Regions from separate parts of the Homo sapiens genome. Here region 1 is linked to region 2. A link is a loop called in an ENCODE intact Hi-C map of the cell type or tissue named here. Cell type or tissue: PC-9. All regions are shown on one strand. Each heading gives the region's core, and the rest is flanking DNA. Links, peaks and the distances in the headings are about the cores only. Region 1 has its middle 12 kb from the start of C1orf202. Region 2 overlaps LOC107985372 (a long non-coding RNA gene).

What was found. Peaks named below come from ENCODE experiments on the same cell type or tissue, not always from the same donor. Only the 100,000 strongest peaks of a DNase experiment are listed, where the experiment ranks them.
Region 1: a loop joins it to region 2, with 2.5 times the contacts of the local background. A loop is called at or near these places in 3 of 110 quality-filtered maps.

The regions. Positions count from the first base shown.
Region 1 is chr1:244,711,702-244,726,844 of GRCh38, reverse strand. No RefSeq gene overlaps it. Among named protein-coding and RNA genes, the nearest start is that of C1orf202, 12 kb to the left of the region's middle. In PC-9, for the core only: no CTCF peak of the experiment used is centred there; a DNase peak (open chromatin) is centred at 6,894.
Region 2 is chr1:244,763,737-244,778,879 of GRCh38, reverse strand. LOC107985372 (a long non-coding RNA gene) reads left to right here. Exons shown (of 5, transcript XR_001738568.1): 2 at 35-131; 3 at 3,708-3,841; 4 at 6,316-6,541; 5 at 7,368-7,615. Among named protein-coding and RNA genes, the nearest start is that of C1orf202, 40 kb to the right of the region's middle. In PC-9, for the core only: no CTCF peak of the experiment used is centred there; no DNase peak of the experiment used is centred there.

The sequences.
Region 1 (15,143 bases), core at 3,330-11,329, 52 kb after region 2:
CTCTCTTCCCATTGATAATCACTCTGTATCCTCCCAGACAGATCTGTCTGAGGGATGTGGTCTGATTGACTTTGGTAATTACCACCATTGCTATTGGTGAAGCCAGGCTACTTTCATGGCTGTCTTCCTGGGGTCTAGCTGCCTTTGGATCAGGGGTCCTACCCTTGGTCCAAACCCCTAGTTAAGAGAAGCCTAGTACTGCTTTCCTGAAAAGGCAGTAGGGGTGTGCTGGGTGCTGCAGAGTTTTCATTAGAATAGACTGTTGGGTAAGACAGGCCCCGTGATTGACATGTTCAATTTGAGTTAGTAAAACTCATGGCTATCATTGTGTTTAAGCCCTGAGAGGTGCCCAGCCAGAAAGAAGGAGGATGTCTTCAGCAGTTCTGCACCCTGAACTCTATGAGATGGGGTTTCTAGAACTGCTTCTGCCCTAACAGGTGGCTTGGCCCTTCCATCTTGCTTCCCCTCTTTCTAATTAACAATAAATTTTGGCCAGGCATGGTGGCTCACACCTGCAATCTCAGCATTTTGGGAGGCCAAGGTGGGAGGATTGCTTGAGGCCAGGAGTTTAAGACCAGCCTGGGCAACAAGGCAAGACCCCATCTCATTTTAAAATAATCAACCAATCTTTTTCTTTAACTATAACAACGACAGCATGACTCCCGTGTTCACTGGCTGTTCTTAGGTGATCTGCATATAGTTTTGTGAGTTTGACAGGACAAGGAGTCTTACTATGTATATATATATTTTTGAGACAGAGTCTCACTCTGTTGTCCAGGCTGGAGTGCAATGGCGCCATCTTGGCTCACTGCAACCTCCGCCTCCAGGGTTCAAGTGATTCTCCTGCCTCAGCCTCCCGGGTAACTGGGACTACAGGTGTGCACCATTATGCCCGGCTGATTTTTGTATTAGTAGAGACGGGGTTTCACCATGTTGGCCAGGCTGATCTTGAACTCCTGACCTCAGGTGATCTGCCCTTCTCAGCCTCCCAAAGTGCTGGGCTTACAGGTAGGAGCACCGGCTCTTGCTATATTTTAAAATAAGAATACAAGGCTCAGAGAGGTTGTACTAACTTCTAATGACCAAACAGCGATTTGGAAATATTTCTTATTTCAAGTCCAGTGCAATTTGTGGATCAGAAAAGCTGTGATGGCAGAAGGCCTTTGCAAATAGGAAATCATGTTTATAAGTTTCTGGTACATGGTTGGTGTGCTTATTGAGTGAATGAGCCAATGAAAGTACCTCAGGGAAATTGGGAAACCTTCCTTCCTTTGAAAACTCTTTTTTCCCCAAAGGGAGAATGTCATCAACTTCAGAGCTTGAAGGCAATTCTTTTTCTATTCCACGTACAGCAGGAAAGACACCAAAGGCTATGTCACACAATTTTGAGAACCCATTAACTCCACAAAGTGAGACAACTTGGTACATGAGAGTTTCTTTCTTTTCTCGATATGGTTTATTTAGACTTCTGATCTTGAAGGAAAAAAAGTACTATCTGTGCTGAATTAAATGGATCTAGCCAGCTTGTGGCTGGGGATGAATGAAGGGCCTCGGACTAGCAGGACTGGGGCTCCCCACTGACTATGGGACCCAGGGCCTGGTGGGCCTGAGCAGTCTTGCGTGGTGGTCTTGGGGACCTGAAGGAAGGGGCTTGTGGGGGACAGGGAGCCCCATCTCACCTCACCCCCCAGTGTCTTCGTGAAGAGGGATGTCAGCCTCTAGCAGACCAGTATCCTAAGTATCTGGGTGGTAGTGGCTGGCAGAGGGGGTCACTCATGTGGGAATGATGGGTCCAATCTATGATGCTGGGGTTCCTTGGAGAAAAGAATTCAGGAGACACTTTGAACTGTAGCGTCTGAAGGAAAAGGGGAGGTTGGTGGTACGCTGGGTTATCACTGATGAGCTCAAGAGGAGAAGCCTCATCTCTGCCAATAACTGGTCAGAGTGCTTGCTCTGCCACGGTCCTCCAAGGTACATACATACATAGGGCTAAGTCCTGGTGGTGAGGCAGGCTTCTGCCCCTGGGGAGAGAGGTAAGATTTAAGGCAGCCCAACATTTTTATTTATACAGGTACAGGTAGACCTTAGTTTACACAGCACTAGGTTCCTAAGAATTACTATGTGACTTGAATTCTTCTTTTTTCTTTTCTGTTTTTTTTTTTTTCTTTTTTGAGTCACTTTCTTTTTTTGTCACTCAGGCTGGAGTGCAGTGTTGTGATCTCAGCTCACTGCAACCTCTGCCTCCTGGGCTCAAGCGATTCTCCTGCCTCAGCCTCCCGAGTAGCTGGGATTACAGGCGCACACCACCACGCCTGGCTAATTTTTATATTTTTAGTAGAGACAGGGTTTCACCATGTTGGGAAAGCTGGTCTCAAACTCCTGGCCTTAGGTGATCCACCTGCCTTGGCCTCCCAAAGTGCTGGGATTACAGGCATGAGCCACCATGCCCGGCTGGTCCATTCCTTCTTCAGTGGACATTTGGGTGGTTGCTTCTACCTTTTGGCTATTGTGGATAATGCTGCTATGAACATGAGCAGACACATATCTCTTTGAGGCCCTGCTTTGAGGAACTGCTGTGTCCTATGGTGATGCTAGGTTTAATTTTTTGAGAAATCGTCCTTCTGTTTTCCACAGCAGCTGGACCATTTTACATTCCCACCAACAGTGAACAAGGGTTCCGTTATCTTCACTTCCTTGCCAGAACTTTTTGTTTTTAGCACTTTTTTTTTTCTGTATTTTTGGTAGAGACGAGGTTTCACTATGTTGGCCAGGCTGGTCTTGAACTCCTGGCCTCAAGCAATCCACCTGCCTCGGCCTCCCAGAGTGCTGGGATTACAGGCATGAGCCACTGCGCCCAGCCCCAATCTTCTCTGGAAACCTCTCTGAGAGTCCCTCCAGTGGACTCCACTCATGTCTCAGTGGCCAGAACACACCTCTAAACCAGACACAGCAGGGGGAATGGGATTAGCATTAATGGCCTAGCAACACCGACCTCTTCCCCTGGCCTGGAGAGAAGGTCAACCTCCCAGTCAGAGGAACAGCGGAGTAAGATTGGGGTTTGAGAGAATTCCAGTTCTTGCAGCTTGTGAGCGGTTTGACTTTGGAGGAGTGATTCAGCCACGCTGAGTCTCAATTCTGCAGCTCTAAAATATGGATAATATCTATATAGACTAGTATGAGGACTACATGAAAAAAATGCACATGAGAGGGCCTGGCTCATAGAAGGTGCTCACTTTTCCATTTCTTACAAGGTACCCAAGATGTGAAAAAGATCACAGGCTTCAAAGTAAGACTTGAGTTCATCTCCAGGCTCTTTGCTTTACCCAAGGCCAGTTATTTTCACTTCTGAATGAGGTTTATATGAGATGACGTAAAGGTGGGAAAGGTTCTCAGCAAATCCTGTTTTCCCTCCTTGGAGGCTCATACGCTTTACCAGAGAATTTGAGATGAAACGACCAAACAGGGAGATGTAGATGGGTCTGGGAAGAAGCTTCCCATGTCTGCTAACACAACTCCCCTCCCTCTCCAGCCTCCCTTATGTTCCTTTAAGCATGGGTGGCAGGTATCTGAGTCAGAAGCACCCAGGGAGTTGCTTGGCCTGGCCTGGTGGCTCATGACTGTAATCCCAGCACTTTGGGAGGCCAAGACAGGAGGATTACCTTGAGGCCAAGAGTTTGAGATCAGCCTAAGCAACAGTGAGACCCTGTCTCAAAAAATAATAATAATTAGCTGGGCACGGTAGTGCACACTTGTAGTCTCAGCTACTCAGGAGGCTGAGTTGGGAAGATTGCTTGAGTCAAGCAGGTTGACGTTATAGTGAGCTATGATCATGCCATTGCACTCCAGCAGCCTGGGAGATGCAGCAAGCCCCCATTTCCAAGAAAAGCATATTCCTGGGCTCCCTCCAGGCCTATTGACTCAGACTATTGGGGAGATAATGCCTATTGGAACCTGTGTTTTAAGAAGCTTCCCAGATGATTCTTAGGGATACAGTTTGGGGAACAGTTTGGAATGGGTAGGAATTGTAGGGGAATAGCCTCAGTGGACCACTGGCTAATTCTCTTCCGTCCCCCAGGCCCACCTCCTGGGAAAAGCAGGCCTTTTCCCAAGGCTGTGCCAAAAGTCTGCAAGCTGCCTGGGCACCTCTAGGCAGAACCAGTAGAAAGCGACTGTGGGGACCAGCAACATAGCAGGAAACTCAGATTCACAGAGGGGAAGTGTACTTGTTCACCTGTCAGGACTGGGACTATATCAGAAATTTCCTGTCTTCTATAACACCAGTAAATGGGGTTCTCCATGAAGCTAATGAAGTGCGAGCTCCACGGCCCTCACTGGCCAGGGCCCTAGAGTTCCAGGTGGGGAAGAGAAGCCTGGTGGCCATCAGGAAGGCTTTCCATGTGCACATTTCTGGTAAACTGCTTAAAGAGGTCCTAAAAACAAAACAAAGGGCGGGGCATGTTGGCTCGTGCTTGTAGTCCCAGCACTTTGGGAGGCTGAGGTGGGTGGATTGCTTGAGCCCGGGAGTTCAAGACCAGCCTGGGCAACATAGTAAAACTTCGCTTCTACAAAAAAATGCAAAAGTTAGCTGGGTGTGGTGGCACACACCTGTAGTCCCAGCTACTTGGGAGGCTGAGGTGGGAGAATCACCTCTGAGCCTGGGAAGTCGAGGCTGCTATGAGCTGAGATTGTGCCACTGCACTCCAGCGTGGGTGAGGGAGTGAGACCCTGTCTCAGAACAAAACAAAAGAAACTGAATGTCTGAGACTCCAGAAATTTGTTTTAATTTCTTTTCTCATTCTTAGACATGTATTGACTTTCATATTGTGTGAACTACAGACCATTCATCCTGCACACCAGTGATCTAAGATGATTATAAACTTAAGGCTGTTCCTTGCTCCCAAAATGCCCTTTTCTGAAGCAGCAAAGTGGGGAAGGGAAAGGCAACTCTGACACAGTGGCAGCTTCTAAGCATACTACCAAGCAAACCATCCCCAAAACAATTACCAATTATTGTGTGGTTTATAACAAGTAGAAGCAAAATATATGACAACAATTACACTATGAATGGGAGAGAGGAAACTGAAGTATACCATTTTAAGGCTCTAAAAATACACATGAAATATTAATAGTAAAATATTTGAATGTAGATAGTGGTAAACTAAACATGCATACTGTAAACTGTAAGCAACCACTAAAAAAACCCAACAAAGATACATAACCAATAAAGTAGATATAATAGAATACTAGAACATACTAAATCTAAAAGAAGGCGAGAAAAGAGGAACAAAAAACATAGAGGAAAAATTGTTAAAAAATAGTTGGTAGATTTAGACTCAATTGTATTGATAATCGCAGTCAATGTAAATGTCTAAGAACTCTAAGAGGCAGAGATTGGGCCAGGCGTGGTGGCTCATGCCTGTAATCCCAGCACTTTGGGAGGCTGAGGTGGGCGGGTCACTTGAGGTCAAGAGTTTGAGACCTGGCCAACATGGTGAAACCACGTCTCTACTAAAAATACAAAAAATTAGCCGGGCCTAGTGGACCGCGTCTGTAGTCCCAGCTTCTTGGGAGGCTGAGGCGTGAGAATTGCTTGAACTTGGGAGACGGAGGTTGCAGCGAGCTGAGATTACACCACTGTGTGTCAGGCTGGGTGACAGAGTAAAACTGTATCTCAAAAAAAAAAAAAAAAGATTGTCAGATTGAAATAAAAATGTAAGATCAAAATATGCTGTATTTAAAAAATGCACTTTATATATAATGATGTACACAGATTAAAAATGAAAGAATGGAAAAAAACTGAAAAAACACTAATCATAAGAAAGTTAGTGTCAGTATAGAAATATCAAAGTTGAGTTCGGAACAAGAAATATAGTCTAGGCGTGGTGGCTCACGCCTGTAATCCCAGCACTTTGGGAGGCCAGGGCGGGCAGAATATTTGAGGTCAGTAGTTTGAGTCCAGGCTAGACAACATGGTGAAACCTCGTCTTTACTAAAATACAAAAATTAGCCAGGCATGGTGGTGCATGCCTGTGATCCCAGCTACTTAGGAGGCTGAGGCAGAAGAATCGCTTGAACCCGGGCCTCAGAGGTTGCAGTGAGCCAAGATCACGCCACTGTACTCTAGCCTGGGCGACAGAGCAAGACTCCCTCTCAAAAAAAACAAATGAACAAAAAAACAAGAAATATAACCAAGGATAAAGTAGATTTTCATAATAAGTAAATGGTGAATTTGTCAAGAAGACATAATTCTAAATGTGTAGGCACCCAATAACAGAGATTCAAAACACATGAGGCAAAATTTGACAAAAACTCAAAATGCTGAAAATACTCCTTTTAAGATCAAAGTAGGCTGGGCGCGGTGGCTCATGCCTGTAATCCCAGCACTTTGGGAGGCCAAGGCGGGCGGATCAACTGAGATCAGGAGTTTGAGAATAGCCTAGCCAACATGGTGAAACTCTGTCTCTACTAAAAATACAAAAATTAGCCAGGCTTGGGGGTGGTGGTGTGTGACTGTAATCCCAGTTACTCAGTTACTCAAGCAGGAGAATCGCTTGAACCTGGGAGGTGGAGGTTGCAGTGAACCAAGATTGTGCCACTGTACTCCATCCTGGGCGACAGAGGGAGACGCTGTCCCAAACCTCCCCCCGGCCGCCTACCAAAAAATAAAAAATCTAGGCAACATTGTTTGGGAGGTCTTGGTCAAAGGCGTACACAAATTCTTTTTAAAGTTATATGGATTTGGGAGGAAGAAACAGAATTGTCATTTGCAGATGATACAACTAAGTAGAAAACTGCAAAGAATCTCAGATATGCTACTAGAACTAACAAGACAGCTTAGCAAGATCGTTAGATAAAACTCTGTCTATAAAAGTCAATTGCAACCACAGACTGGGAGAAAATATTTGCAAAACACATATCTGATAAAGGACTTGTGCCAAAATATACAAAGAACTCTTGAAACTCAAGAAAACAAACAGCCCAATTAAAAAGTAGGCAAAAGATCTGAATAGACACCTTGTTAAAGAAGATAACACAGATGGCAAATAAGCATATAAAAAGATGCTTAGTATCATATGTCCTTAGGGAATTGCAAAATAAACCCACTACTCACTTATTAGAATGAATAAAGTCCAAAACATTGAGAACACCAAATGCTGGCAAGGCTGCCAAGCAACAGGAACTGTCATTCGTTGATTTTGCATTTTGGGAATGCCAAATGGTATAGCTACTTTGGAAGACATTCTGGCAGTTTCTTATAAAACATGTTTAGTTTAATATGGTAAATTTATGTTTAAATTTTACTATACGATCCATCAATCATGCTCCTTGGTATTTACCCAAATGAGATGAAAACTTAAGTTCACACAACAATCTGCACATGAATTTTTTTTTTTTTTGAGATGGAGTCTTGCTCTGTCACACAGGCTGGAGTGAAGTGGTGCAATCTCGCCTCTTGGGTTCAAGCAGTTCTCCTGCCTCAGCCTACTGTGTAGCTGGGATTTTAGGTGCCCCGCAACCACACGTGGCTAATTTTTTTGTATTTCTCGTGGAGATGGGGTTTCACCATGTTGGCCAGGCTGGTCTTGAACTTCTGACTTCAAGTGATCTGCCCGCCTCAGCCTCCCAAAATGTTGGGATTACAGGCGTGACCCCCCCACTGCCCAGTCCTGCACATAAATATTTACAGCAGTTTTATTCATAGCTGCAAAAACTGGGAAGCAACCGAGATGTTCTTCTTCAGCAGGTGAATTGATAAAATGTGGTCCACATCCATATAATGGAATATCATCCAGTGACAAGAGAAATGAGCTGTCAAGCCACAAGACAAAGAGGAGCCATAAATGCATATTGTTGAGTGAAAAAAGCTAGTTCGAAAAGGCTACATACTCTTTGATTCAAACAATATGACATTCTGGAAACGGCAAACCTGTAACAGTAAAAAGATCAGTGGTTGCCGGGGTTGAAAATTGGGAAGGGATGAATGGGTGGAGCACGGGTGGTTTCTGGGGCAGTGAAACTACTCTATCATTTGTCATGTAGATATATGAACTATGCATTTGGCAAAATCCACAGAACCGTACAGCACAAACAGTGAACCCTAATGTAAACAATGGGACTTTAGTGAATAATAATGTGTGTGTGTGTGTGTGTATGTGTATATGTGTGTGTGTGTGTGTATATATTTGAGATGGAGTCTGGCTCTGTCGCCAGGCTGGAGTGCAATGGCACGATCTTGGCTCACTGCAACCTCTGCCTCCCGGGCTCAAGTGATTCTCCTGCCTCAGCCTCCCAAGTAGCTGGGACTAGAGGTGCGCACCACCATGCCCAGCTAATTTTTGTATTTTTAGTAGAGATGGGGTTTCACCATGTTGGCCAGGATGGTCTTGATCTCTTGACCTTGTGATCCGCCCTCCTCGGCCTCCCAAAGTGTTGGGATTACAGGCGTGAGCCACCGCGCCAAGCCATAATAATGTATTAATATTGATTCATCAATTAACAAATGTACTGCACTAATGCAAGATGTTAATAATAGAGAAACTGTGGGGAAGAGTGGTACGTGGGAACTCTCTGTATTATGTGCCCAATTTTTCTGTAAACCTAAATCTGCTCTAAAAAGTAGTATATTATTTTAAAAAGTCAATTGCATTTTTACATATGAGAAACAATGGATCAGAAAATATAAGAAATAAAAGATACTATTTATATTAGCAACAACAAAAAATGTAAGGATCCTAGGAATAAATCTAACAAAATACATGAAAACCCTTTATGGAGAAAGCTATAAAACTTTATTGAAAAACATTAAATATCAGTTCACATGGAGTGATATATATCTTTTTTTTTTTTGAGATGGAATTTCGCTCCTGTTACCCAGGCTGGAGTGCAATGGTGCTATCTCGGCTCACTGCAACCTCTGCCTCCTGGTTTCAAGCGATTCTCCTGTCTCAGCCTCCTGAGTAGCTGGGACCGCAGGTGCCCACCACCATGCTGGGCTAATTTTTGTATTTTTAGTAGAGACAGGGTTTCACCATGTAGGCCAGGCTGGTCTCAAACTGCTGACCTCAAGTGATCCACCCACCTCGGCCTCCCAAACTGCTGGGATTACATGCGTGAGCCACCGTGCCTGGCCAGAGTGATATATATCATGATCTTGGTAAAGACTCAATATCAGGCTGGGTGTGGTGGCTTATGCTTGTAATCCCAGCACTTTGGGAGGCTGAGGTGGGAGGATAGTTTGAGCCCGGGAATTCCTTCAAGACCAGCCTGGGCAAAAGAGTGAGACTCTGCCTCTACCATAATTAAAAACTGAAAAATATAAGGATGTTGATTCACTACAAGTTGATACATATATTCTTGGCCAGGCATGGTGGCTCATGTCTGTAATCCCAGCACTTTGTGAGCCTGAGGCAGGCAGATGACTTGAGGTCAGGAGTTTGAGACCAGCTTGCCCAACATAGTGAAATCCCATCTCTACTAAAAATACAAAAATTAGCCCGGCATGGTGGCAGGCGCCTGTAATCCCAGCTACTTGGGAGGCTGAGGCAGTAGAATCACTTGAGCCCAGGATGTGGAGGTGGCAGAAAGCCGTGATCGCACCACTGCATTCCAGCTTGGGTGACAGAGTGAAACTTCATCTCAAACAAGCAAACAAACAGAAAAACCAAAGTTGATATATATATGTATATATGTGTGTATATAGATATATATATATATACACACATACATATATATATACACACACACACACACCAGAATTCCAATATGTGTACACATGTGGGTGTTTTACTTGAAAAGCTGATTCTAAATTTATATGGAAGAGTAAAAGGCCAAAAAATAGCACGTAATAACTCCTGAATAAGGTAGGAGAACTTGCTCTACCACATAGTAAAACTTATAAACCTTCAGTAATTAAGATAGTGTGTCATTGGTCTGGAGAGAGTATTTAAATAGACTGATGGACCTACAGAGTCCAGAAACAGAGTCAAATATATATGGAAACTTGACTAATGGAAAAGTAGGAATTGTAGAACAGTGGCTAAAGGACAGACTATCCAGTGTATTGCGTTAGGACAAATAGTTATTCATACGAAAAAATTACATTGGCTCCCTACTTCACACACACACACACAATCAATTGTGGTTGAATTAAAGACCAATGCAAAAGACAAAATACTTAGAAAAAAATATAGGAGGGTCAGGCACCATCGCTCATGCCTGTAATCCTAGCACTTTGGGAGGCCAAGCAGGAGGATTGCTTTGAGGCCAAGAGTTCAAGACCAACCTGGCTAACAGAGCAAGACCCTGTCTCTTAAAATAAAAAAAAAAGAATATCTTTATGATTTAGAGGGAGAAACATCTCTTAAGATACAAGAATTATTTACTATAGAGAAAACTATTGATATATATATATTTTTTAAATTTTATTTTAAGTTCTGGGATACATGTGCAGAATGTGCAGGTTTGTTACATAGGTATACATGTGCCATGGTGGTTTGCTGCACCTATTAACCCATCTAGGTTTTAAGCCCTGCATGCATTAGGTATTTGTCCTAATGCTCTCCCTCCCCTTGCCCCCAACAGGCGCTAGTGTGTGATGTTCCCCTCCCTGTGTCCATGTGTTCTTATTGTTCAATTCCCACTTATGAGTGAGAACATGTGGTGTTTGGTTTTCTGCTCCTGTGTTAGTTTGCTGAGAATGATGGCTTCCAGCTTCATCTATGTCCCTGCAAAGGACATGAACTCATTCTTTTTTATGGCTGTAAAACTATTGATATTTTCGACTGCATTAAAATGGGCTTCTGTTTCTCAAAACACCTTATAGACAGTGAACAGACAAGTTTCAAACCGGGAGAAAATATTTGCAACTACAGAACTGTCAAAGATTAGTAGTCAAGATATGTGAAGAGACCCTGCAAATAAGAAGTAATAAATAATCCAGTAGAAAAAGGGACAAAAGCCTGGGTGAGGAGGCTTACGCCTGTAATCCCAGCACTTTGGGAAGCTGAGGCAGGTGGATCACTTGAGGTCAGGAGTTGGAGACCAGCCTGGCCAACATGGCGAAACCCCGTCTGTACTAAAAATACAAAAATTAGCCAGGTGTGGTGGCGGGCGCATGTAGTCCCAGCTACTCAGGAGGCTGAAGCAGGAGAATTGCTTGAACACGGGAGGCAGAGATTGCAGTGAGCCGAGATTGTACCACTGCACTCCAGTCTTGGCGACAGAGCAAGACTCTGTCTCAAAAATAAATAAATAAAATAAATAAATTAAATAAATAAATGGGCAAAAGATAAGACAAACGTTTCACAGAAAAAGAAAACTTAAATGGCCCAGAAACATATAAAGAGTCTAAACCTTATTAATAATCAGGAAAATGTAAATCAGAAACACAGCTAGATGCCAGTTTAATACCTACCAGATTGGCAAACATTAAAGACTTGGTCAGCATCAAGTGGCAAGGATATGGAGTAATGGAGACTAAAAGTTTCTGCTGGTAGGGGTGTCAAGTGTTACAGCCACTTTGGAAAATAGTTTTGATTGATGCTATGAAGCAGGAACTGTCAGATGATCTTTTAAATAATATATCTGGCAGGGTGTCAAGGGCTTTGATTTTTTCATCATGCACGTAGAAGAAAAGTGCACAGTCTTCTGATCTTTTCTTTCCTTCCTGTCTCCCTCCCTCCCTCCCTTTCTTTCTTTTTTCTTTTTTCTGGAGATGGAGTCTCACTCTATTGCCCAGGCTGGAGTGCAGTAGAGCGATCTCGGCTCACTGCAACCTCCACCTTGTGGGTTCAAGCAATTCTCCAGCCTCAGCCTCCTGAGTAGCTGGGACTACAGGTGTGCGCCACCATGCCCGGCTGTTTTTTGTATTTTTTTGGTAGAGACGGGGTTTCACCATGTTGGCCAGGCTGGTCTCAAACTCCTGACCTCGTGATCCATCCTCCTCGGCCTCCCAAAGTGCTGGGATTACAGGTGCGACCCACCGCGCCTGGCCTCATCTGTCTTTCAAGTGTGTGTAACTTTTAGGAATATGAAGATGTCATTTACAACATTATAACCAAGACAGCAAATTATCAAGACAAGCAGGCAGATAGAGGTTCTTTTTGGAGGTTATTTTCGCATGGTGGTTATTTGCACAAATATTTTTATTTATCAATTTATTTCCTAGAGTTGTAGGATTCTAACAAGACCCTGTTGCTCAAACAGAGTTGCAAATAGTGATGAATATACACATACATATCCACTCTTCATAGAACAAGACAGTTTTTATTTGAAAGTTCTTAACCAAATCAATCAGATTCTTTAGACCACTTTTGTGATACCGAGTGTCATCTTTCCCAGTGGCTGTGTGGGTGTCGAGCACCAGTTTTGATCTCTTTGACTCTTTTAGTTAATTGTAAAAAATATTTTGAAGGCCAGGCTCTAGAATTTCATTATACGACATTAGAAAAGAATAACTAGCTTGTGGAGCTGTTTGATTAGAAGATGGAGAGAGGGCTGAGTAAGACTTCATTTAATAAAAGTATAATGTCTTTTTTTCCACTTTAATAAAATTAAACCTGCACTTTCCTTACCATCTACCAATCCCATGTCTAGAGAAATCATTACATCTGCAGCAGGAGGTATGCATGATAATGTTCATAGGAGCATTGGTCATAATAGCAATAAAAACTGGCAATAGTCCAAATATCCGTTAGAGGTAGAATGTATGCATAAAATTGTGGCATATTAGTCCAACAGAAAACCACACAGGCCGGGCGCAGTGGCTCACGCCTGTAATCCCAGCACTTTGGGAGGCCGAGGCAGATGGATTACCTGAGTTCAGGAGTTCAGGACCAGCCTGACGAAAATGGTGAAATCCCGTCTCTACTAAAACTACAGAAATTAGCCAGGCGTGGTAGCGTGCACCTATAATCCCAGCTACTCGGGAGGCTGAGACGGGAGAATCGCTTGAACCTGGGAGGCGGAGGTTGCAGTGAGCTGAGGTCGAGCCACTGCACTCCATCCAGCCTGGGCAACGAGAGCGAAACTCTGTCTCAAAAAAACAAACAAACAAAAAACAAGAAAAACCCCACTATGTAGCAGTGAAAATGAATGAACTACAACTATACATATAATATGCATGAATTATAAAAATAATGTAAAAATTTAAAAAATAACTGAAATTTATGATTCCATTTCTATAAAGTTCAAAATAGGCAAAACCAAATCATATAGTATTGTCCAGGGATGCATATGTAGGCAGCAAAGGAACGATTACACAAAACTAGGATTGTGGTTACCCTTCCAGTGGGGGGAAGAGGAAGTGGCTGGGGAAGCCTACATGTGCTGCTGATGTTCTAGTTTGTATGCTGAATGGTTGTTCAGGGAGGTGTTCGTTTTATCACTTTTTAAATTGTACATATACTGGCCGGGCACAGCGGCTCATTCCTGTAATCCCAGCGCTTTGGGAGGCTGAGGCGGGCGGATCACCTGAGGTCAGGAGTTCGAGACCAGTTTGGCCAATATGGTGAAGCCCCGTCTCTACTAAAAAAAACAAAATTAGCTGGGTGTGGTAGCACGCGCCTGTAATCCCAGCTACTCGGGAGGCTGAGGCTGAGGAGAATTGCTTGAACCCAGGGGGCGGGGGTTGCAGTGAGCCAAGATTGTGCCATTGCACTCCAGACTGGGCAACAGAGTGAGACTCCGTCTTAAATAAAGAAACCAACCAACCAACATATACATTCTCTTGCATACATATTTCACAAGGCGTTATTTATTTATTTATAGAGACGGGCACAAATTCAGGTGAGCTTGTAGATTGGGAGATTGCCTAAATTGTCTCTGTATTTTCACTGAAGCGTAAAGCGAGGTTCTCAGCTGAAATGTGCGGGGAACGTGTGGGAGAGGTGAAGACGGAAGCTATGAGTGTCATCCAGGAGAGCAGAGGAGCAGGCTGACAAGGGACTATAGTAAACCATGGCGTGGTGTCATGTCCCCATGTGAGGTTTGTGGACAGGATGAGTAAACTGTAATCAGTCAGCCTAGTTGTGTGGTTTTTCTTCAGCAGCATTCAGCTCATCAGGCGCAGATGCAGAGAGGTCTCAGAACAGTACAGGGTTTGCCAGGCTATTAAAATGGAGAAAGGGGCATAGATCTAGAGGGTACTGAGAAGGAAATGATTGAATTATTGGCCATGGAATTTAGGCTGAGTGAAAGGAGAAACGAAGATGGGAGGGAGGTGATGTTAGGATTGATGGATTTGGGATCTTGATAAGTTGAAGACTTTTGGAATGTAGGGTACTAGCATGAGCTGGGAAGTTCATGGTTAGTGATGGTTAAAATTAAGATTTTTAGAAGTGGTTTAGAATGTTACTAGTGATGGGCCGGGCGCGGTGGCTCACGCCTGTAATCCCAGCATTTTGGGAGGCCGAGGCGGGCGGCTCACCTGAGGTCAGGAGTTCAATACCAGCCTGACTAACATGGTGAAACCCTGTCTCTACTAAAAATACAAAAATTAGCCGGGCATAGTGGCGGGTGCCTGTAATCCCAGCTACTAGGTAGGCTGAGGCAGGGGAATAGCTTCGACCTTGGAGGTGGAGGTTGCAGTGAGCTGAGATTGCACCATTGCACTCCAGCCTGGGCAACAGAGCAAGACTCCGTCTCAAAAAAAAAAAAAAAAAAAGAATGTTACTAATGATGAAAAGTTGAAGCCTTCAAAGAATGGCTGACATGAGATCAAGACATTGAATGGTTCTCAACTGAGGTCAGGCCTGCCAATCCCCTGCGGGATGAAATGTGGGGGATGCACAAGGACACGGGATGTTGCAGACTGTGGAGGGGGTAAAAGGCTGGTAACGTGCAGGGAGGGTGCAGAGATGCCATTAGGCTCATATTGCGGAGGATTGCCTAGCACGAGAATTGTCTTGCCCCAAAGGACAGAGCCCCAGTTAAGAAACACTGGGCTAGGGTACCGGACAGATCACCTACATGAACGTAAGTGGAGAGTGATGACAGGGAAATGCTGGAGACAAAGACAGTATGAGCAGGAAGAGGGACAATGAAGGGGAGTAGCTGGTAGAACTGGCTAGCACAGGTTTCACTGGAGCTGGAGGTTTTGAAGGGAAGAGGAGAAATTATTTCGAAGCAGCAATTGGGAGACGGAG
Region 2 (15,143 bases), core at 3,366-11,365:
AAACAAGTTACCTGTTATTGTCTTATCTTTGTAGAAATAACAGCAAATAAGTACAAGAAAGATGAGAGCGAGAGAGAGAGAGACCGTGAGCGCAAGAATTACACCCGGTATGGAAGACGACTCTAAATAATGTAAGTCTTAGAGGAGCCAGCCATCCTAGAGCAGATTCCCATAAAAATCAAACCAGGAAAAAATAAAGAAGAGAAGTTAAAGTTCATTGCTGGAAAACCATGTTTTTCTTTGAGCCCCTGTGGGAGGAGGTTATTATTTTAGTGCAGGAAGAGGACTATAATTCAGTTCTCCCAATCAGAGCCTTCTGATGCGTTACCATGATTCACAGGCTATGACTCACACATTAGAATTCTCACTAGTACATTACCAATAGTTTATATTCCTTAAAAAGGAGGTAAGATGAAGAAGAGCGATTACATAATTGTTTTTATTTCAGCTTATACCTTGGGTTTATCTGACATGAAATTTCACAAAGAGGAAGTTTCTCTCCACTTGCAAAGAAAAAAAAACTCATTACTTTATTCAGAAATCACATTTCCAAAATGCTTGTTAACCTCAGTACTTTTGCTGTCACACTTGGTAAACTACTGTGAAGGAAATTAATTTCTTTTGTTATTATTATTATTTTATTTGAGACAGAGTCTTGCTCTGTTGCCCAGGCTGGAGTGCAGTGGCACAATCTCTGCTCACTGCAACCTCCACCTCCCAGGTTCAAGTGATTCTCCTGTCTCAGCCTCCCAAGTAGCTGGGATTACAGGCGCCTGCCACCACGCTTGGCTAATTTTTTGTATTTTTAGTAGAGACAGGGTTTCACTATGTAGGCCAGGCCGGTCTTGAACTCCTGACCTTGTGATCCACCTGCCTTGGCCTCCCAAAGTGTTGGGATTACAGGTGTGAGCCACCGTGCCCAGCTGTTATTATTTTTTTTTTTAAGAAACTGGGTCTTACTCTGTCACCTAGGCTGGAGTGCAGTGTTGTGATCGTAGCTCACTGTAACCTCAAACTCCCAGGCTCAAGCAATCCTCCTGCCTTAGCCTCCTGAGTAGCTGGGACTGCAGGCACACACCACCCCAGCTGGCTGATTTATTTATTTATTTAGATTTTTGTGGAGACAGAGGTGTCGCTTTGTTGCCCAGGCTGGTCTTGAACTCTTGGCTTCAAGCAATCCTCTTGCCTCAGCCTCCAAAAGCGCTGGGATTACAGGGGTAAGCCACTGCACCTGGCCAGAAATTAATTTTTTTTTTCTTTTTTTTTTTTGAGATGGAGTCTTGCTCTGTTGCCCAGGCTGGAGTGCAGTGGCACGCAATCTCGGCTCACTGCAACCTCCACCTCTCAGGTTCAAGCGATTCTCCTGCTTCAGCCTCCCGAGTAGCTGAACTTACAGGCACGCGCCACCATACCCAGCTAATTTTTGTATTTTTAGTAGAGACAGCATTTCACCATGTTGGCCAGGCTAGCCTCAAGTGATCCACCCGCATGGTACTCCCTAAGTGCTGGGATTATAGGCGTGAGTCACCACTCCTGGTTCAGAAATTAATTTTTCTAAGGTCAGCAATACAAATAAATCAGTGTGAAACACCCTAACCCATAAGATTTCTTCACTATCAATAGCCATTCTAAAACACATTTATTAGATATTTTTGAATTATGTTATTGTGAATTATATTTTTCAAAATTAAAAAAATCCACCAGTTCATCAAAACACAAGTAAATACTCTCTTTTCTACCACCCACTCATGTCCATCAAAAAGATCAATCAAATCTAATATAAACATCAAGCCAGATACACCAAAGTTATTAGAATGGCTGGGTGTGGTGGCTTATGCCTGTGCTTTGGGAGGCTGAGGTGGGAGGATCACTTGAGCCCAGGAATTTGAGACAAGCCTGGGCAACAGAGCAAGACCCCATCTCTACAAAATACACAAAAATTAGCTGGGCATGGTGGTGCATGCCTGTGGTCCCAGATACTCAGGAGGCTGAGGTAGGAGGATCACTTGAGACTGAGAGGTCGAGGCTGCAGTGAGCTATAATTGTGCCATTGCACTCCAGCCTGGGCAACAGAGCAATGAACATTTTATTTATTCCATTTCATTGATGTCAAGCTCACATAATCACAAATATTCTAATCTGGGAGATTCAAAACCTGTTGATGATCTGAACGTTGTCTAGATTCTATTTAAATGTCTCCTGCGGGCTGTAAAGCTACACACTTCCCGTGGAATAAAGACGTTTACGTGCTTTTTGAGTTAAACCACTTTGACTGCATTAGGCCAGGTCTACACTGACTTCACAGGATATTGAAATGATGATGATGATGAATGTTTATTACTTACCTGAGTAACTAAAGTGGTTTAGGCACTTTGCATGTATGTTTTTTATTTATTTATTTATGTTTTTGAGACATAGTCTCACTCTGTCGCTCAGGCTAGAGTGCCGTGGTGCAAACCCAGCTCACTGCCACCTCAACCTCCTGGGCTAAAGCAATCTTCCCACCTTACGCTCCCAAGTAGCTGAGACTACTGGTGCGCACCACCACGCCCAGCTAATTTTTTTTTTTTTTTTTTTTTTTTTTTTTGAGACAAAGTCTCGCTCTGTTGCCCAGGCTGAAGTGCAGTGGCACGATCTCGGCTCACTGTAACCTCCACCTCTCAGGTTCCAGCGATTCTCCTGCCTCAGCCTCCCAAGTAGCTGGGATTACAGGTATGCGCCATCATGTCTGCTAATTTTTGTATTTTTTAGTAGAGATGGGGTTTCACCATATTGGCCAGGCTGGTCTCAAACTCCTGACTTCATGATCTGCCCACCTCGGCCTCCCACAGTGCTGGGATTACAGGCGTGAGCCATCACACATGGCCCCGGCTAATTTTTTATTAGTAATTTTTTGTAGAGATTGTGTCTCACTATGTTGCCTAGGCTGGTTTTGAAATCCTGGGCTCAAGAAATCCTTTCGCCTTAGCCTTCCAAAGTGCAGATTACAGTCATGAGCTACCATGCCCAGCCTCATATACACATTTTAATTCATCCCTCAATACTGAGTTTGAGAAAACAGCCTCAAAGAGGTTAAATCATCTACCAATGGTTACTCAGCAAGTGGGTGGCTGAGCCGGAATCCTAAACCATGTCAATCTTTTCCCATCATATGACACAATGCCTAAATAAACGTTCTACCAAATGAAAGGCGAAGCTCAATGTGAAGAATTTTAACAAGGCACTGGATTCAGATCAAAATTTTAATTTGGAGCCCAAATCATTTAGATCAGTTCTCTGCCTTGGCTAACCTAATCGGTGGATCTCTACTTCAATGGGTGCCAGAGGATTGGGTCTCAACGAATATGCACTTGAAAAAACTAGAAGGAAAAAAAGTCCTTTGGGCAACATGTCTTCAAAAAAATCAACCAAAACTCCCTTTGGGGCTGTGGTTTTCCCACAGAATCAGAGAGGAATCAGGTCTTATATCAGTTTCTTGCTGCCCAGAAATTTCAAAGCAACAATGTTCAGAAGGAGACTCTGAGAAAGCACGACAGCAACAAAAATGGAAGGAACCAATGGCTGCAAGGTTCTTGCATGATGTGACCTCGGCTAGGTCATCTTTTCCTAGATCGATAGGTTTGGCACCTGCTGTGATTGGACTGGGCTCCTGTGCTTTTGGCAATAAGGGTCCCATAGCCAGAACTCACTGTTGTCCTTCCTTTCAGGAACTTCTCTTGAGGCAAAAGAGATGCCCCTCGAACTAACTGAGCTTTAACTTAATGGAACCCAGACAGGAGCTGCATGATCCAACTTCCTATCCAGGGATTCTGAGAGGCTGAACAATTCTAGCCAAGAAAACGTAAGCTTGTTGGAAGGAATTTATAGCAGTGTTATCTCCTAAGACATTCCACATGCCCACTCCCATCACCCCAGTAAAATATGTTGAATTGCCGGGTATGGTGGCTCATGCCTGTAATCCCAGCACTTTGGGAGGCTGAGGCAGGCAGATTGCTTGAGGCCACAAGTTTGAGACCAGCCTGGGAAACAGAGAAACCCGTCTGCCGAGACCAGCTTGGTTGTGGATACCCTAACCCAGTGGCACTAGAGGAATTAAAGACACACACACAGAAATATAGGGTGTGGAGTGGGAAATCAGGGGTCTCACAGCCTCCAGAGCTGAGAGCCCCAAACAGAGATTTACCCACATATTTATTGACAGCAAGCCAGTGATAAGCATTGTTTCTATAGATTATAGATTAACTAAAAGTATTCCTTAATGGAAACAAAGGGATGGGCTGAAACGAAGGGATGGGTCTGGCTAGTTATCTGCAGCAGGAGCATGTCCTTAAGGCACAGATCACTCATGCTATTGTTTGTGGCTTAAGAAGGCCTTTAAGCGGTTTTCTGCCCTGGGTGGGCCGGGTGTTCCTTGCCCTCATTCCGGTAAACCCATAACCTTCAGCATGGGCGTCATGGCCATCAAGAATATGTCACAGTGCTGCAGAGATTTTGTTTATGCCCAGTTTTGGGGCCAGTTTATGGCCAGATTTGGGGGCCTGTTCCTAACACCCATCTCTACTAAAATTACAAAAATTAGCCAGGCATTGTAGTACACACCTGTAATCCCAGATACTTGGGAGGCTGAGGCAGGAGAGTCACTTGAACTCAGGAGGTGGAGGTTGCAGTGAGCCGAGATCGCACCACTGCACTCCAGCCTGGGTGACAGAGCAAGACTCTGTCTCAATAAACAAACAAACAAACAAATAAATAATGTTGAATTGAAGCATAGTATACATTGAGAAAAGGGCATAAATCCCTAGTGGATAGCTCCATAAATTTTCACAAGGTGAACATACCTGTATAACCAACATCAAATCAGGAAATAAGACATTACCAATAACCAGAAGCCATTCAAGCCCCTTCTCTTTCTCTCCAGAGCAGACACTCTCCTGACTTTGTTACAGAATATATTAATTTTGCCTGAGTTTATATTTTATATAATTGGAATTCAATGTTGTACCTTGTGATGGTTAATTTTATGTGTCAATTTGACTGGGCCACAGGGAGCCCAGACATTTGGTTAAACCTTATTCCGTGTGTCTGTAAGGGTGTTTGTGGATGTGATTGACATTTGAATTGGTGGACTGAATAAAGCAGATTGCCCTTCCCAATGTTGGTGGGCCTCATCCAATCAGCTGAAGGCCTAAATATAACAAAAGGCTACTCCTCCCAAGAGTCAAAAAATTCCTCCTGCCTGATTGACTGTTTGTCCTGCCTTTGGACTCAGACTAAAACATCAGCTCTTCCTGGGTCTTGAGCCTACCAAACATTGGATCAAATCTTCATCATTGGCTGGGTATGGTGGCTCATGCCTGTAATCTCAGCACTTTGAGAGGCTGAGGCGGGTGGATCACCTGAGTTCATGAGTTCAAGACCAGCCTGGCCAACATGGTGAAACCCCATCTCTACTAAAAATACAAAAATTAGCCGGGTGTGGTGGCATATGCCTGTAGTCCCAGCTACTTGGGAGGCTGAGGCAGGAGAATCTCAGCCTCAGGAGGCGGAGGTTGCGGTGAGCTGAGATCATGCCACTGCACTCCAGCCTGGGCGACAGAGCGAGACTCTGTCTCAAAAAAACCCCCCAAAAACCAAAAACAAAAAACTTCACTAACAACTCTCCTGAGTCTCCAGCTTGCCAGCTGCAGATCTTGGGACTTCTTGACCTCCATAATTGTGTGAGCCAATTCCTTATAAAAAATCTCTTTATACATCTATTACTATGGTTTGAATATTTGTCCCCTTCTGAAACTTACATTGAAATTTAACCCCCAATGTGGCAGTATTGAGAAGTGGGGACTTTAAGAGGTGATTGGGTCATGAGAACTCTGCCTTCATGAATGGATTAGCCAGGCGTGGTGGTGGGTGCCTGTAGTCCCAGCTACTTGGGAGGCTGAGGCAGGAGAATTGCTTGAACCCAGGAGGCGGAGGTTGCAGTGAGCCGAGATCGCACCACTGCACTCCAGCCTGGGCGACAAGAGCAAAACTTTGTCTCAAAAATAAATAAATACAAATAAAAAAATAAATTACCCAGTTTTAGGTATTCTGTTCTAAGCAACAAAAAAATGGACTGAAACATCTATACCTATATCCATTCCCTATTAGTTCTGTTTCTCTGGAGAACACTAATACATACCCTGCTTGCTTTTACATTTTTACTTAATGTAATGAACAAAGTCTGCATTTATTAACAGACTTGAACTGAGCACCTACAGTATCTGGAGTACTTACCAAGCATCTGTCATGTCTTATAAATGAAATGTTTATTTTCTCCAGGATTATAATATTGATGAAATCAAAGCATCTAGAAGACCGTGCATTCCATTTTTAATCTAGCTGAGATGGCATAATTCATACCTCCTCAAATTTGGACAATTATAAATGACTCAACCAGCGAGTGCCAAATTCCACCTACACCCTGAGTATACCTGAAGCAACCACCGAAACCCAAGCTAATCGCCAGATGTATGCTCACTGAGTGGGTAACTTACCTAACCTTGAGGTGAGCTAAGAACCAAACACACTCACAGTTTAAAAAGAATGTTTTGGAAGTGGATTTTATTTTATTTATTTTTAGTTTTAGTTTTTTTGAGATGGAGTCTCACTCTGTCACCCAGGCTGGAGCTCAATGGCGTGGTCTCGGCTCACTGCAACCTTCACCTCCTGAGTTCAAGCGATTTTCCTGCCTCAGCCTCCTGAGTAGCTAGGACTACAGGCGCATGCTACCACACCTGGCTAATTTTTGTATTTTCAGTAGAGACTAGGTTTTACTATGTTGGCCAAGCTGGTCTCGAACTCCTGACCTCATGATTTGCCAGCTTCTGCCTCCCAGAGTGCTGGGATTACAAGCATGAGCCACCACACCCAGCCTGAAGTGGATTTTATGAATAAAGACTTTGTGGCTACCTGTTATCCTACAGAGTCTGATGTGGCCTTCACTTTAATACTTCCTCAAATAGATAGTAGTGAGATGGAAGAGGCAGGAGAAATATACATCTGGGGTCAGTGAGCCACCACACGCATTTCCATGATAATTCTCCATACTGGCCAATTGATCAATCATATATTGGAATATAATCCAAATGCTAGTCAAGGCCTCCGTGTCCATCTGGCTCCTGTTTGCATCTATCTCAAAACCTCACATTACCCTCCATAGAAATCTTGGCCCCTTCACTGGTTTCCACCAGAAATCCACCTAGACAGCTGTTTTTTGAGTTTTAATAGAATTTTACTCAGGGTTTGGGGGTACAGGCATCTCATTTTAATACAATGTACAGCATCCCTGTCTCATTTCTTATTCTCTTTTTGCTTTTCCTTTTTCTCACAAGCTCCATAAAGTACTCTCCTGATCTTCTGGCGAATAATTCAGCAAACGTCTTTCGTTGCTTGAGAATGCCCTGGGAGGCCTCCTTCTTATCCTCAGTAAGCTTGTCAGCATGTTTCTTCCAAGCACATATAGCACTTCCCCAGAGAGATCTAACAAAATAAAAAGTTTCCTCTTCTCATTATAACTTGAGTGATAACATGATTTCTATTGCTCAGCGTTAGTCTAGGCCCAGGGAGATATATAGGAGAATAGAAGATGATTCCTATCCTCAAGGCATTTAGAGTCCATGGAGAGATAATTACTAAGCATGAAATAGTTGGAAAATGCTTCAGTACCAGGCTATGTGGTAATGTCCATGCACTGGGCATTGAGAATAGTGCCAGGTCAGCTCAGCTCAGCCAGGGGAAAACCATCTTCAGGTGGGTGTGTGGGATGGGTTGAATTTGGTTTGGCTGCGTGGTGGGAGGAGAACAGTTCCGGGTAAGGGCACAGCATCAACAAAGTCATGAGTGTGGCAAGAAGGAGTGTGAGTGTGAGTACTGATGAGAAATAAACCTGGTTGAGAGAATGGAGTGAAATTATGAAGGGCCCTGAAAGCCAGACAGAGACGTGGACTGTGGGACCAGTGATAATGGAGATTCCCCAGCAAGTTCCTTGAGCAGAAAGTGACACACAGAAAAAATTGTCTGACAGCTGCGTACAGGATAAACTGGAGGGGAAAAGGGAGACCATCTGTTACAACCAAGCACTCAGACTGACATGTGGGTGTTTGGGATTAGGAGGGAAATGGGAAGGGAGATTGAAAGGTGAATCTGCTGGCCGGGCGTGGTGGCTCATGCCTATAATCCCAGCACTTTGGGAGGCGGAGGTGGGTGGATCACCTGAGGTCAGGAGTTCGAGACCAGCCTGACCAACATGGAGAAACCCTGTCTCTACTAAAAATACAAAAATTAGCCGGGCGTGGTGGTGCATGCCTGTAATCCCAGCTACTTAGGAGGCTGAGGCAGGAGAATCACTTCAATCCGGGAGGTCCACCTTATTGGTTGCAGTGAGCCAAGATCGCACCATTGCCCTCCAGCCTGGGCAACAAGAGCAAAACTTTATTTCAAAAAAAAAAAAAAAAAGGTGAATGCAAAAAACTTAAGCTTCACTGATCTGTAATTGGTCACAGGAATAAAGGAAAGGGGGAATGACTTGAGGGAGGCAGCCCCTCTCTGGATTCCAAGCCCTGCTTGGGATCAGAGGGCAGTGGCAGGAGGTGAAGGCTAAAGGTGCTTTTTAGTCTGGATGTTTGCGTTTCCCTCTGCATCCCTCCCTTCCTCTCCCGCTGTCATTCTCTCATCTTCTGTGTTCATTCTTACCGGGACATCTATACATGCCTCCCAGGTACAGCCCCCTGAGGTTCTGCTTAGCGAGGGATGAAGGGCTACCAATGACCCAGCAATAAATAGTAAGTGAATTTGTCTTGCATCGTGCCTGCAGGGGAATCTTTTCTAAGTTATTTAGAACCTTGAATTGTTCACTCTAAGGAAGGGCTTCTTAACCTGAGGACTATGGATAGATTGCAAGAGATCCATGGAGTTAGATAGGAAATTTACTAACCTTGAACTGAAATTGAGCATTATTATAAATCCAGGCAACAAACCACAGTAGCATTATCAGTCCCAGTGACTTGGTCACCATCAATGGAAATCACAGACATTTTTATATCATGTTACGGTTGTTTCAGAGAGCATGAACTATCTTCTGCACTTATTACTACTTTGCAATTTTAACAGTGAAACGAGACCTCCCACTTTATCTTGTTATTGAATGTGGTAATTTCTCACAAATATATGATTGATCAGAAATTTTAAAAATACTTTGGCCAGGTGAGGTGGCTCACATCTGTAATCCCAGCACATTGGGAGGGCAAGGTGGGAGGATCACTTGAGGCCAGGAGTTTGAGACCAGACTGAACAACACAGTGAGATCCCATTTCTACAAGAACTGAAAAGATTAGCTGGGTGTGATGGCACATGCCTGTAATCCTAGCTACTTGGGAGGCTGAGGTGGAAGGACTGCTGAAGCGATGATTGCACCACTGCACTCCAGCCTGGACAAGAGTGAGACCCTGTCTCAAAAAAAGAAAAAAAAAAGAAGGAAGGAAGGAAGGAAAAGAAAGGAGGAAAGAAAACGGGAAGGAGGCAGAGCAAGACGGCTGAATAGAAGCCTCCCAATTGTCCTCCCCACAGGAACGTCAAATTTGACAACTATCTACACACACACACACACACACACACACACACACACACACACACACACCCCTTCATAAGAATCAAAAATAAGGTGAGCAATCACAGTACCTGGTTTTAACTTCACATTGCTGAAGGAGATACTGAAGAGGGTAGGAAAGATAGTCTTGAACTGCTGACTCCACCCCTCCCCAATCTCCTAACAGTGGCCGTGAGGCACAAAAAGAGAACCTGTGTGCTTGGGGGAGGGAGAGCGCAGTGACTGGGGGACTTTGCATTGGAACTCAGTGCTGCCCCATCACAACACAAAGTAAAATCAGGCACAACTCAGCCAGCAACGGAGGCAGCATTTAGATCAGCCCTAGCCACAGGGGACTTGCCCATCCCAATGGTGGAAAGCCGACTTTTGGCAAATCTCGCCACCATGGGCTAAAGTGCTCTAGGATCCTAAATAAATGTGAAAGGCAGTCTAGGCCACAAGGACTACAACTCCTAGGCAAGTCCTAGTGCTGTGCTGGGCTTGGAACCAGTGGACTTGGGGGCACATGGCCTACAGAGACACAAGCCTGGGCAGCTAAGGGAGAGCTTGTGCCACTTATCCCCCGACCTCAGGCAGCACAGTTCACAGCTCTGAAAGAGACTTCTTCCTCCTGCTTGAGGAGAGGAGAGGGAACTTGGAAACCAGCTCAGCCACAGTAGCACAGGGCACAAGGTAGAGTCATGAGGCCTCCATTCCAGGCCCTAGCTCCTGGACTACATTTCTAGACATACCCTGGGCCAGAAGGGAAACTGCTGCCTTGATGGGAAGGACACAGTCCTGGCAGAATGCATCACCTGCTGACTAAGGAGCCCTTAGACCCTGAATAATCAGCAGCAATACCCAGGGAGTATGTCATGGGCCTTGGGTGAGATTCTGAGACGTGCTGGCTTCAGGCATGACCCAGCACATTTCTAACTGTGGTGGCTATAAAGAGGGACTACTTTTGCTTGAGAAAAGGAGAGGGAAGGGTAAAGGGGACTTTGTCAAAACCAGGCAGAACTCAGCCTAGGTATAATCTCAGCCACAGTGGGGTGTAGCACCAAGTGGGCTCTTGGGGCCCCTAATTCTAGGCCTTGGCATTTGGATGGCATTGCTGGATCTACCCTAGGCCAGAGGGGAGCCCACTTCCATGAAGGATGAGTCCTAGGCCTGGCAGCATTCACTACCAGCTGACTGAAGAGCCCTAGGCTTTAAGTGAGCATTGGTGGTAGCCAGGCTGTACTCCCCCTGGGTCCACGGTGGTGGTGGCCATGAGGAGAGAATCCTCTGCCTGTGGAGAGGGGAGAGAAGACTGGGAAGGACTTTGTCTTGTAGTTCGAGTGCCAGCACAGCTACAATAGGATAGAACACCAGGTAGGTTCCTAAAGTTTCTGACTCCAGGTCCTGGCTCCCAGATAGCATCTCTGGACCCACCTAGCACCTGGGGGAACTTGCCGCTCTGAAGGGAAGAGCACAAGCCTGGCTTCACCACCCACTGACTGTAGAGCCTTAGGGCCTTGAGCAAACACAGGTCGTAGCCAGGCGGTGGTTATAGCAGGCCACGGGTGGGACCCAGAGCTGCGCTGGCTTCAGGTCTGACCTGGTGCAGTCACAGTAGTGGTGGCCACAGGGGTGCTTGTGTCACCACTTCCCCAGCTCCAGGCAGCTCAGCACAGAGAGAGACTCTGTTTGTTTGGGAGAAAGGTAAGGAAAGAGAACAAGAGTCTCTGCATGGTAATCTAGATAATTCTTCCAGATCTTATATTCAGTACCACCAAGGCAGTACCTCTAAGAGTCTGTGGTTACCTCTAAGAGTAACCACAGTGTTACTGGGCTTGGGGGGCCCCTAAGGCAGATATGGCTGTAGTGACCAAAAGCTTAGATCACAACACTCAAGTCCCATCTGATATGCACAAAGCCTTCCTAAGAAGGACAGGTACAAACAAGCCCAGACAGTGAAGATTATAATAAATACTAACTCTTCAATGCCCAGATACCAATGAACATCCACAGGCATCACGACCCTGCAGGAAAACATGCCCTCACCAAATGAGCTACATAAGGAACCAGAGACCCATCCTGAAGAAGCAGAGATATTTGACTTTTTGGACACAGAATTCAAAACAGCTGTTTTGAGGAAACTCAAAGAAATTCAAGAGAACACAGAGAAGGGATTCAGAATTCTATCAGATAAATTTAACAAAGAATTGAAATAATTAAAAAGAATCAAGCAGAGATTCCGGACCGGAAAAATGCAACTGGCAAACTAAAGAATGCATTAGAGTCCTTTAATAGCAGAATTAATCAAGCAGAAGAAAGGATTAGTGAGCTCGAACACAGGCTATTTGAAAATATACAGACAGAGGAAACAAAAGAAAAAAAGACTGAAAAACAATGAAGCACACTTAAAAGGACCTAGAAAATACCTCTGAAAGGACAAGTCTAAGACTTATTGGCCTTAAAGAGGAGGCAGAGAGAGAGAGATGGGGTAGAAAGTTAATTCAAAGGGATAAAAACAGAGAACTTCCTAAACCTAGAGAAAGATATTGATATCCAAGTACAAGAAGGTTATAGAACACCAAAGAAGACGACCTCAAGGCATTGAATCATCAAACTCCCAAAGGTCAAGGAAAAAGAAAGGATCCTAAAAGCAGCAAGAGAAAAGAAACAAATAACATACAATGGAGCTCCAATACATCTGGCAGCAGACTTTTTAGTGGAAACCTTACAGGCCAGGAGAGAGTGGCATGATATATTTAAAGTGCTGAATAGGCTGGATGCAGTGGCTCACGCCTGTAATCCCAGCACTTGGGAGGCTGGGGGGTGCGGATCACCTGAGGTCAGGAGTTAGAGACCAGCCTGACCAACATGGAGAAATCCCATCTCTACTAAAAATACAAAATTATCCAGGCGTGGTGGCATACGCCTGTAATCCCAGCTACTTGGAAGGCTGAGGCAGGAGAATTGCTTGAACCTGGGAGATGGAGGTTGCAATGAGTTGAGATCAAGCCATTGCACTCCAGCCTGGGCAACAGGAGTGAAACTCTGTCTCAAAAAATAAAAAATAAAAATAAAGTGCTGAAGGATAAAAGAGTTTTATCCTAGAATAGTATATTTGATGAAAATATCCTTCAAACGTGAAGAAGAAATAAAATATAATCCCAGTACTTTGGGAGGCCGAGGTGGGCAGAACACGAGGTCAAGAGATGGAGACCATCCTGGACAACATGGTGAAACCCTGTCTCTACTAAAAAATACAAAAATTAGCCGGGCATGGTGGCACGCGTAGTCCTAGCTACTCGGGAGGCTGAGGCAGGAAAATCACTTGAACCAGGGGGCAGAAGTTGCAGTGAGCTGAGATCGCACTACTGCACTCCAGCCTCATGACAGAGTGAGACTCTGTCACAAAAAAAAAAAAAAAATGAAAGAATTGAAAGAATATCAAGTATTTTCTCTGACCACAATGAAGTAAAACTAGAAGTCAACGACAGGAGGAATTTTAGACACTATACAAACATATGGAAATTAAACAGTATGGTCCTGAAGGACCAGTGGGCCAATGAAGAAATTAAGAAGGGAATCGAAACATTTATTGAAACAAATGATAGTCGAAACACAACATACCAAAACCCATGGATACAGCAAAAACAGTACTAACAGGGAAGTTTATAGCTATAAGTGCCTATATAAAAACGAGGAAAAACTTGGAATGAACAACCTAAAGATGCATCTTAAAAAATCAAAAAAGCAAAAGCAAACCAAACTCAAAATTAGTAGAAGAAAAAATATTATAAAGATCACAGTAGGCAAGGTGCAGGGGCTCATGCCTATAATCCCAGCAGTTTGGGAGGCAGAGGCAGAAGGATGGCTTGAGCCCAGGAACTCCAGACCAGCCAGGGCAACATACTGAGACCCTGTTTATACAAAAAAAATTTTTTAAACTAAGCCGAGCATGGTGGCACATGTCTGTAGTCCCAGATAATTGAGGGGCTGAGATGGGAGGATGACTTGAGTCTGGGAGGTTGAGGCTGCAGTGAGCTGTGAGTGTGTCAATACACTCCATCCTGGGCAACAACGTGAGACTATCTCAAAACAAAACAACAGAAATAAATAAAATTGAAATGAAGAAAACAATACAAAAGATCCATGAAATGAAAAGTTTGTTTTTTTAACAAGATAAACAAAAATAACCAACTTTAGCCAGACTAAGAAAAAAGAGAGAAGATACAAATAAATGAAATCAGAGATTAAAAAGGAGACGTTACAACTGATACCACAGAAATTCAAAGGATCATTAGAGGCTACTATGAGCAACTATGTGTCAATAAATTGGAAAATCTAGAAGAAGTGGATACATTCCAGACACACCAAGATTGAACCATGAAGAAATTCAAAACCTGAACAGAACAAAAACCAGTAATAAGACTAAAGCCGCAATAAAAAGTCTCCCAGCAAAGAAAAGCCTGGGACCTGATAGCTTCACTGCTGAATTCTACCAAACATTTAAGGAAAAATATTACCAATCCTACTCAAACTATTCTGAAAATTAGAGAATACTTCCAAACTCATTCTATGAGGCTAGTATTATCCTGCTGCCAAAAACAAACAAACAAACAAACAAACAAAAAAAGTAAAGAAAAGAAAACTACAGGCCAGTATCCCTGATGAAGACTGATGCAAGAATCCTCATCAAAGTACTAGCAAGACCGGGTGCAGTGACTCACGCCTGTAATCCCAGCACTTTGACAGGCTGAGGAGGGCAGATCACCTGAGGTCAGGAGTTCAAGACTAGCCTGCTCAACATGGTGAAACCCTGTCTCTACTAAAAATACAAAAATTAGCTGGGTGTGATGGTACACGACTGTAATCCCAGCTACTCAGGAGGCTGAGACAGGAGAATCGCTTGAACCCGGGAGGCAGAGGCTGCAGTGAGCCGAGATCTGAGATTGCACCACTGCACTCCAGCCTGGGTGACAGAGCAAGACTCTGCAGCACCCCCCTCAAAAAAAATACTAGCAAACTGAATTCAATAACACATTTTTAAAAATTAGCCAGGTGTGGTAGCATGCACCTGTAGTCCCAGCTACTTAGGAGGCTGAGGCAGGAGGATCACTTGGGCCCAGGAAGTGGAGGATGCAGTGAGCCAAGATTGCGCCACTGCACTCCAGCCTGGGTGACAGAGCGATACTCTGTTTCTAAAAGAAAAAGAAACAAAATGGATTAAATATTTACATTTTAGACCTCAAACTATGAAACCGCTGCAAGAAAACAATGGGGAAACTCTCTAGGACATTGAACTGGGCAAAGAAAACAGTCAACAAAGTGAAGAGACAATCCACCAAATGGGAGAAAAATGTTTGCAGATTTTCCATCTAACAAGGGATTAATAACAGCAAAAATTAGCTCGGAGTGGTAGTGGGCGCCCGTAGTCCCAATTACTCAGGAGGCTGAGGCAGGAGAATCACTTGAACCTAGGAGGTGGAGGTTGCAGTGAGCGGAGATCGTGCCACTGCACTCCAGCCTG